Linked DNA regions of Homo sapiens: region 1 is linked to region 2. Evidence: chromatin contacts called from ENCODE Hi-C or POLR2A ChIA-PET data. All regions are on one chromosome and are shown on one strand. Each heading gives the region's core, a stretch centred on a gene start or an enhancer-like site at or near the end of the contact. The rest is flanking DNA. Distances are from core to core; before and after follow the strand shown.

Region 1 (3,687 bases), core at 178-2,677, 85 kb before region 2:
GCTGTGATTGCGCCTCTGCGCTCCAGCTGGGGTGACAAAGGGAGACCCTGTCTCAGAGAGAGAGAGAGAAGGGGCAGCTCCTGCATTGCGATGGGGGGAGGTTAAGGGTCAGTACTCACTAGTCAACAGGTTGCCATGGCTCTGTGTATGGAAAGAGACCCCTCTGTCCTGTGCTGGAGTGGAAGGCAGCTGTGTTAGGGAATGGGCCCCCACCGGCCAGTGACTTTGGATGCTGAACACTTGTACCTCTGTTTTCTCCTGTGTGTAATGGCCATGGCCGTCCTAATACCACCCGAACTGCCTCTTCCTATGTGGCTGTGCAGCTTACTCGGGACATTGGGTGGAAAGCACTTTGGTGAGAGCTTGGCAGGTGTAGACTCATCACCATTCCGGTTGCTCCTGCCGCAGACGGGCTGAGCTCCAACTGGGGCATGCCTCTGAGGCTGAGGCAGCATCTGTAGGCTGGGAACAGGGTGACCCCTAGGTCTGGGACTGGTGGCAGAGCAGGGTCTGGGGTGACTTCGCGGTAGAAGCAATTTCCTCAGCAGAGTTGACACTGGCTGGGGAGGACTGGGACTGAGCAGCTGAGGGTCAAGAGAAAATTCTGGATGTCCAGGAGCTGGTTCAGCCAGCTGAGGTCTCCTGCCTCCAGTCAGGAGGGCTTTTTGCAGTCCCAAATGCTCTGGGCAAGAGGCTTTAATCTAATTACATGCTTTATTTGAGCCAATTTGTTTTCCAATCCATCTTGTTCAGCAAAAAGAAAGAGCCTGCTGGGGACTCATTTGCACCCTCTTGTTCCAAGTGGAGAAGAGGGGTTGAGCTCCCATCTCACATGGTCAGTGCAGCCCCCAACCTCTCCCAGCCCGGCCACCCCACCCCTGAGCCAGGCTGCAGACTGCCCTGCCCTCGGGGGGAGGGGGCTGGGGCGGCTCAGGTAGAAAAAGCCTGGCAGGCTTGCCCCCTCCCAGAAGTCCACCCCAGCGTGCCTCTCCGTGCCTTCCCTTTGGGGGTCCCGGTGCACTAGGCAGGAATGACACGGGATGGGCTTCCAGGCCAGGCAGCCTGGGAGGGGATTTCATCCTCAGGAGGTCACCCAGCCTCGGAACCTTCCTGGCTCCTCCTGTGAGAGCTGCCCTCAGAATCCAATGCCCCATATTTTTAAATCTGCAAATATATTTTCATCATAAGGCAGTGGATTTAGGATCTGTGTTATTAAAGTCCAAACAAAACACCAAAGCCCTTCAAACCTCCCTGGAGAGGGAAGATTTATCGGCTCCTGCTCTCCTCCCCAGGCACGGAGCCACACTCTCCAAGCTTCGCTTTTTAAGTTTTGCAGCATTTTCCAAAATTGCCTTTTTCTGCCCTTCCGATTCCTGCTTGGAGCCTTTACTTTTCGGCTGTTTACAGAGACTCGAGCCTGGTGACTTCCACCTTTGGAGTATGGGAGTGCCGGAATTGCTCGGCTGAGGGTCACTTTGTCTGCCGCACAGTGGTGGCAGCTGCGCCCGTTTTTATTGAACTTGCTCAACAAATATTTATTGAGGGCTTGTTATGTGTCCCGGGCCCTGGGGATACAGCAGTGAAGACTTCACTTTGGGGAGGAAGAGATACAATAAACAAACCAAACTGAAAAATGTATCACTGCACAGGGTGACAAGTGCCGTGAAGGAACCACATCCGCTACAGATGGAGTTGCTTTTCAGAACAGCCAGAGGTCAGCCATTATTCAGTGAATCAAGGACATACTTGAGTGAGAAATATCTTTGGGTTTAAAATAATTGGATGTGCCAGTAATACAATAAAATTGCTTTTCTGCCATGGCTCCTAAACTAGAGTAAAGATAATGAGAGCCAACATTTTTTAGTGCCTGTCATGTCGGGCTTCATCTCGCTGGAACTTTAAAAGATTGTTACAAACGCTCACCCCCGCTTAATAAATGAGGAATCGGAGGTTCAGAGAAGTGCAGCAATGTGTCCAAGGACACACAGCTTTGTAAGTCACAGAGCCAGCATTTTGAGTTCCTTGGTCGCCTGTCTGCCACCCCCTCTGTCCTGCTAGATCCTTTCCACTTCCCAGCATCCTGCAGCCCTGAAGCTCATCAGTAGTCTGAGACCATTGCCACTGGAGCCGCGGATTGTATCCTGGGGTCCAGGAAGAGATGTTCTTGTCCAACTAACACCCCACACCCCATAGACAGCAGGCTGAGGCCTGCAGAAAAGCCTTCTGATTCAGAGCTCAAGGGTCCCATTTTTCAGATATTAGCTGTACATCTGTTAAAGGTGGCATGGCCTTCTGATTTCTGGTGCCACTCAAACCCTCTCCAGCCCAACTCGTGCCCTCTTTGTTGTCAAAGAGTTTGGCAGGTTTAAAAGATGCCTAAACCAGCTGGGTGCAGTGGCTCACGCCTGTAATCCCGGCACTTTGGGAGGCTGAGGCAGGTGGATCATGAGGTCAGGAGTTCGAGACCAGCCTGGCCAATATGGTGAAACCCCATCTCTACCAAAAATACAAAAATTAGCCAGGCGTAGTGGTGTGTGCCTGTAATCCCAGCTACTCGGGAGGCTGAGGCAGAAGAATCGCTTGAACCTGGAAGGCGGAGGTTGCAGTGAGCTGAGATCATGCCATTGCACTCCAGCCTAGGCCACAGATCGACACTCCATCTCTAAATAAATAAATAAATAAAGCCTAAGCCCTTTACCCAGGCTGTCTCAGGGGTATCATCAGAATAATTGCAAAGGGTGCTGGCTGACGTCTTTTGTTTGGGGAGCCTGTGTTTGTGGGTTCGTTGGTCCAGGCAGCTTTGGTGTCTCACAGAGACAGCCGCAGTCAGCTTATTGTCCAGAGTGTATGTGCCAGTGGGTTCGCTGAGCAGTCAGCGGTGACCTGCACTGTGCTAGGTGCTGGGACACCAAGGTCCGATTTGCCAGGGGAGGAGGCAGACAGAAAATCCCAGACCAGGAAATGGGCGCTAAGAACCTGGAGGTTTTCTTGTGCCTGGGGCTGAGAGGAAGGCTACACAGGGAAGTGGCACAGGAACAGATTCCAAGCACAAGTGCCAAGGGGAAAGGCATTCATGGCCTCCGGCTTCTCCTAATACCCAAGAGCTTAGGTCCTGTTTTTTCCAGATATTATTTTGCAAATAATAGGATTCTACCACCGTGCACTCCAGGGGAGGAGTAGACGCCCCCTTGGGCCTGATGTACTCTTCATCCCCAGCCCTGCCTGGCTCTAGGCCTGTGGCACAGCCAAGAAAGGGACCTTGCTCCTGTCCGGAGACAGGGCTGCATCAGCCAGATCCCACCACACCAACCCATTTTCCTGTATCTGCTAAGGACTGGACCCAGGACACTGCATCTCAGATCTCAGCTCTCCTCCTGGCCTCAAGAGGCCCCAGGATCTGGCCCTGCCTTTCCCACTGGCCTGCCATCATTCACCCTCCACTCTCAGCTGCAGAGTCGGAGGCCACCTGGAGCCCATCACATGCAGTTGGCAGCACCTTCTCATCCTTCAGGACACAGCTGAGACCATCTCTGACCTCCCCTTACCCATCTCACGGCACCATAGTCATTTCCTCCTAAATCCTGTGAATGGGTAGCAGTTATGACCATCATCACTACCACATTTTACTGATGAAGAACTTGGAATGGTGAATGACCCCAGATCATAGGTTGGATGTGAACCCTTTCC
Region 2 (3,634 bases), core at 587-3,086:
ACAATTTCAAGCAAATTTGATACATTTATCAAAATATAATTATCCCAAGCACAACCAAAACTGCATTCACTTCCTTCCCAACGGGAGAAAAATCTCAAATCACATCTTGCTACAGTATAGCGAGGGAAGGAGGGGCCTCTGTGGTACAAGTCCCAGATCTCTGGTTAATGGTCATCTTCTCAACCCAGTTCATAAATAGTTCTCCATATTATGACCAAGTAATTTAGTTATTTCCAATATATCCGATATATACCTGTAGACAAATGCCCTGAGGATGCTACCAAAAGCTCCTGTTTGGAAAAGGGGAAAGGCACACATTGCCACCCAGTCCAGGACGTACATGCTTCTTATTAGGGTGCAGTAACCCTGTCCCCTGGGAGGCTCATTCTTGTCTAATGTCCTCTGCTGAAAAAGACAACCCTTTGGGGGTTTCCGCACTACCTAAGGTCAGCTTCAAAAAGGGAATGTTGCATAGCCATGGTGAACATGGAACAAGTTCTAGGAAGAAATGAGGATCCAGAAGTAGAATCAACCCGAACAAATATTACTGTCAACCAAATAGAGTTTGTGTGTGTTGTATAAAATCACTGTAGAATTATATGCTTCAATTACTGAGATTAAATATTCAGTATCAGGAAAAAGCTTGCCTTTCTTAAAAAGTATGTTTTGGCTGGGCGCAGTGGCTCACACCTCCCAGCACTTTGGGAGGCCGAAGCCGAAAAGTCACCCGAGCCGAGGAGTTCACGACTAACCTGGGCAACATGGTGAAACCTCGTGTCCACTAAAAACACAAAACATTAGCTGGGTGTGGTGGTGGGTACCTGTAGTCCCAGCTACTCAGGAGGGAGGGAGGATCACCTAAGCCTGGGAATTTGAAGCTGCAGTGAGCCATGATCACGCCACTGCACTCCAGCATGGGCGATGGGAGTGAGACTCGGTCTCAAAAAAAAAAAAAAAAAAAGTATGTTTCTTTCCTTTCCTATTAAATACTTCCATTGTGGTACACATCATATTTCCCTTTCTGTGTTGGTTTTCCAAGATTCTATCCTCAGTGCTAAATTTAATGCTCAAATATGGTATTAGTTTAGGAATTGGACATATTTTATTTACGTTCTCTTCTACATGTAAACATTTTCTATTCTTTAACAGCTTTGAGATTTTATATATACATACATCTTTTATTGTAAACTACCCATGTCCTCTTTGGAATACATAGGTCACAAATTATAAATAAAATCTATCTTGGGATAGGATTTGAGCTATCTTTGCTAAACTGCCCTACAAGATTCCTAGAGATTGAGGTTGGGGAAGAAACTGGGCTTTGAACAGTCCAAAGGCTCCGCTAGCCAGTCTTTATTGCTTGCTGTTTTATCTTAAGTCTGGTTCTGCAGGCTAAACTCTGTGAACGTATTCATTTATTTATGCTTTTGTGTATATTTTGGTGTTGTTTCCAAGGAAAAGTTCTCTTTCAAATCCTCCCGCCTTGCCTTAGTTGAACTAAGGAGAAGTGGGATTTTCTCCTGTGTTGATGTGTTCCTGAGTGTTGGATGGGGTGCTGCCAGCTAACCAGACCAGGACTAGAGCTAAGGAAGAAGCTGCTGGAGCTGGGGCAGAGGCACTGGGAATCCAGGAGGTACAGGACTGGCCCAGAGGTGGATGGACGGAGTCCCTGCCCACAGGGCAATTCCTTTACACAAAGAAGAACCTCAGACAAATAAATGGGTACTAAACATATGAACGATATAAGGGTAGAGCAAAGGCATCCTGGAAGTCAGTGTCACGGTCTCCACCGTGGGGCCTGTCCGTGGGGCTTCAGCATTCACTGGCGTGGGAGACCTGCAGCTTAGGTGTGTCACCACCGTGTGGTGGAAGGGAGAGTGACAGGCATACAGAGCCCAGTGGGTTCCCAGTTCAGAGATTTATGGTGCTTTTCTAAGCCACAGCTTGAACAAAAATAGAATCTGTTTATTAAACTTGTCTCTTTCATAACACAACACAGACTTCAGAAAGATAACTTTACAGCAGACAAAATAAAGAGGAGGCACTCATATTTCTCCAGCTACCTGCTAATGGCTAATCTCGAGCATGCTTTATTCTGAGGCCTACAGGAAGGAGTTTCCTCCTCTCACCTCCAACTAAAAAGAATCCCCTTTCTTTACTTTGGCATTGAACCCCTTCAGCAGCACAGCTCACAGTCCTGGCCCTGGCTTACTAGGGCTTGCAGAATCATCTTGCTTCACCAAGCTGGTTTGGAAGCAGCAGAATTTCCTCTTGAGCCAACAAGTCTTCCCCTCGCTGAATGCTCTCTGGCTGTTTCTAAGAATGTGCTCTGCAGTTCCCATGCCCCAAGTCCTCAGATGCCACTAGCTATTCAGCTCTCATGCCCCCCATCTTCTCTCCAAACACAAGGCCTTACACCCAACCAGCAAGCAACTCTAGGAAGATTATTTTCAAGACAGATTAAAGTAACCTGACAGAAAATAGAACAAAACATGAATATCCGGTATCATCATGGATACTGGTTGGTTAAGCAAATTTAAATTCATTTCACCAATATTATTGAATTGGGTACAATCACTAAATAACCACTGGGACACAGCAGCCAGGGACCTCCATGTCTCCTAGGTAGATAAAGAAAAATAATAATGAATAGTGAGAGCATTTACAAAGTGCCAAGCATTGTTCTGAAGAATACACATGCTATAATTCATTTCACCCTCACAAATCTCCCAATGTTGGGTAGATCCCATGAATACTTCTAGTTTCTAGGCAGTATTCTAGGAGTATCTAAGGGATGCTCGAGGTCTCACAGCTGGTAACCAATGGAGCTGGATTCCAATCCAGAAAGTCAGATTGTAGACCCCTCAAAACAGTGTCTGCAGCCACTGCCTTACACGGCTTCCTGGGGAAGTCATCCCCTACCTGTAATCAGCTTATGAGGACCTCACAGAAGATGTGGAATTTTAGAGACTTTTTTTTTTTTTAATGAGAACATTATAACTTGGGCATGAGGTAGCTATGAAGAATTCTCAAAGACCTGATTAAGGTCCTTGGATAAGTGATGACAGTGAGATAGGAGGTGTAAGAAGGTCCGGCGGTCTACCCAGAAAATGTTACCATAAAAATAGAATACTGTCATTAATTTTGAAGTGAATACGACACTTTGTACTTTGCAAAGAACCGTGACATATATGTTATCCATTTTAAGCTTTGCAGTAACCCCAGATGTCATGTTTAACTTTTTATGTGGTCACCATTTATAGTACTTTTTTTTTTTTTTGAGATGGAGTCTCTGTCTGTCGCCCAGGCTGGAGTGCAGCGGCACGATCTTGGCTCACTGCAAGCTCCGCCTCCCGGGTTCACGCCATTCTGCTGTCTCAGCCTCCCAAGTACCTGGGACTACAGGCACCCGCCACCACGCCTGGCTAATTTTTTTTTTGTATTTTTAGTAGAGACGGGGTTTCACCGTGTTAGCCAGGATGGTCTCGATTTCCTGACCTAGTGATCTGCCCGTCTCGGCCTCCCAAAGTGCTGGGATTACAGGCGTGAGCCACTGCCCCTGGCCCAAGTCTTATTTTCTCCATCTTATAGATGAAGCAAATGATGAAGATTCCACGGCTAGCCTAGAGGTGGC

Evidence for each region. Hi-C counts contacts between places; a loop is a spot of excess contacts on that map. ChIA-PET counts read pairs that join two places held with the same protein, here RNA polymerase II (POLR2A). Pooled maps may share reads with other maps.
Region 1: a loop to region 2 is called in a map of Caco-2, with 6 times the contacts of the local background. The contact joins two enhancer-like sites. A Hi-C loop is called at or near these places in 2 of 168 maps with a recorded cell type or tissue (Caco-2 and aorta), 22 of 37 single-sample maps with no recorded cell type and 6 of 50 pooled maps. POLR2A ChIA-PET finds 5 or more read pairs at or near these places in 4 of 52 experiments (BJ, GM12878, HEK293T and 1 more).

Annotation. Positions count from the first base shown.
Region 1 is chr17:9,205,569-9,209,255 of GRCh38, forward strand. The region is part of intron 5 of NTN1 (netrin 1); the gene reads left to right. Among named protein-coding and RNA genes, the nearest start is that of NTN1, 190 kb to the left of the region's middle. Within about 2 kb of position 1,428, at least 6 of the 41 ENCODE cell types and tissues checked have a DNase peak (open chromatin) inside an H3K27ac peak, as active enhancers do.
Region 2 is chr17:9,290,500-9,294,133 of GRCh38, forward strand. All of the region lies in intron 7 of STX8 (syntaxin 8), which reads right to left. Among named protein-coding and RNA genes, the nearest start is that of NTN1, 270 kb to the left of the region's middle. Within about 2 kb of position 1,837, at least 10 of the 41 ENCODE cell types and tissues checked have a DNase peak (open chromatin) inside an H3K27ac peak, as active enhancers do.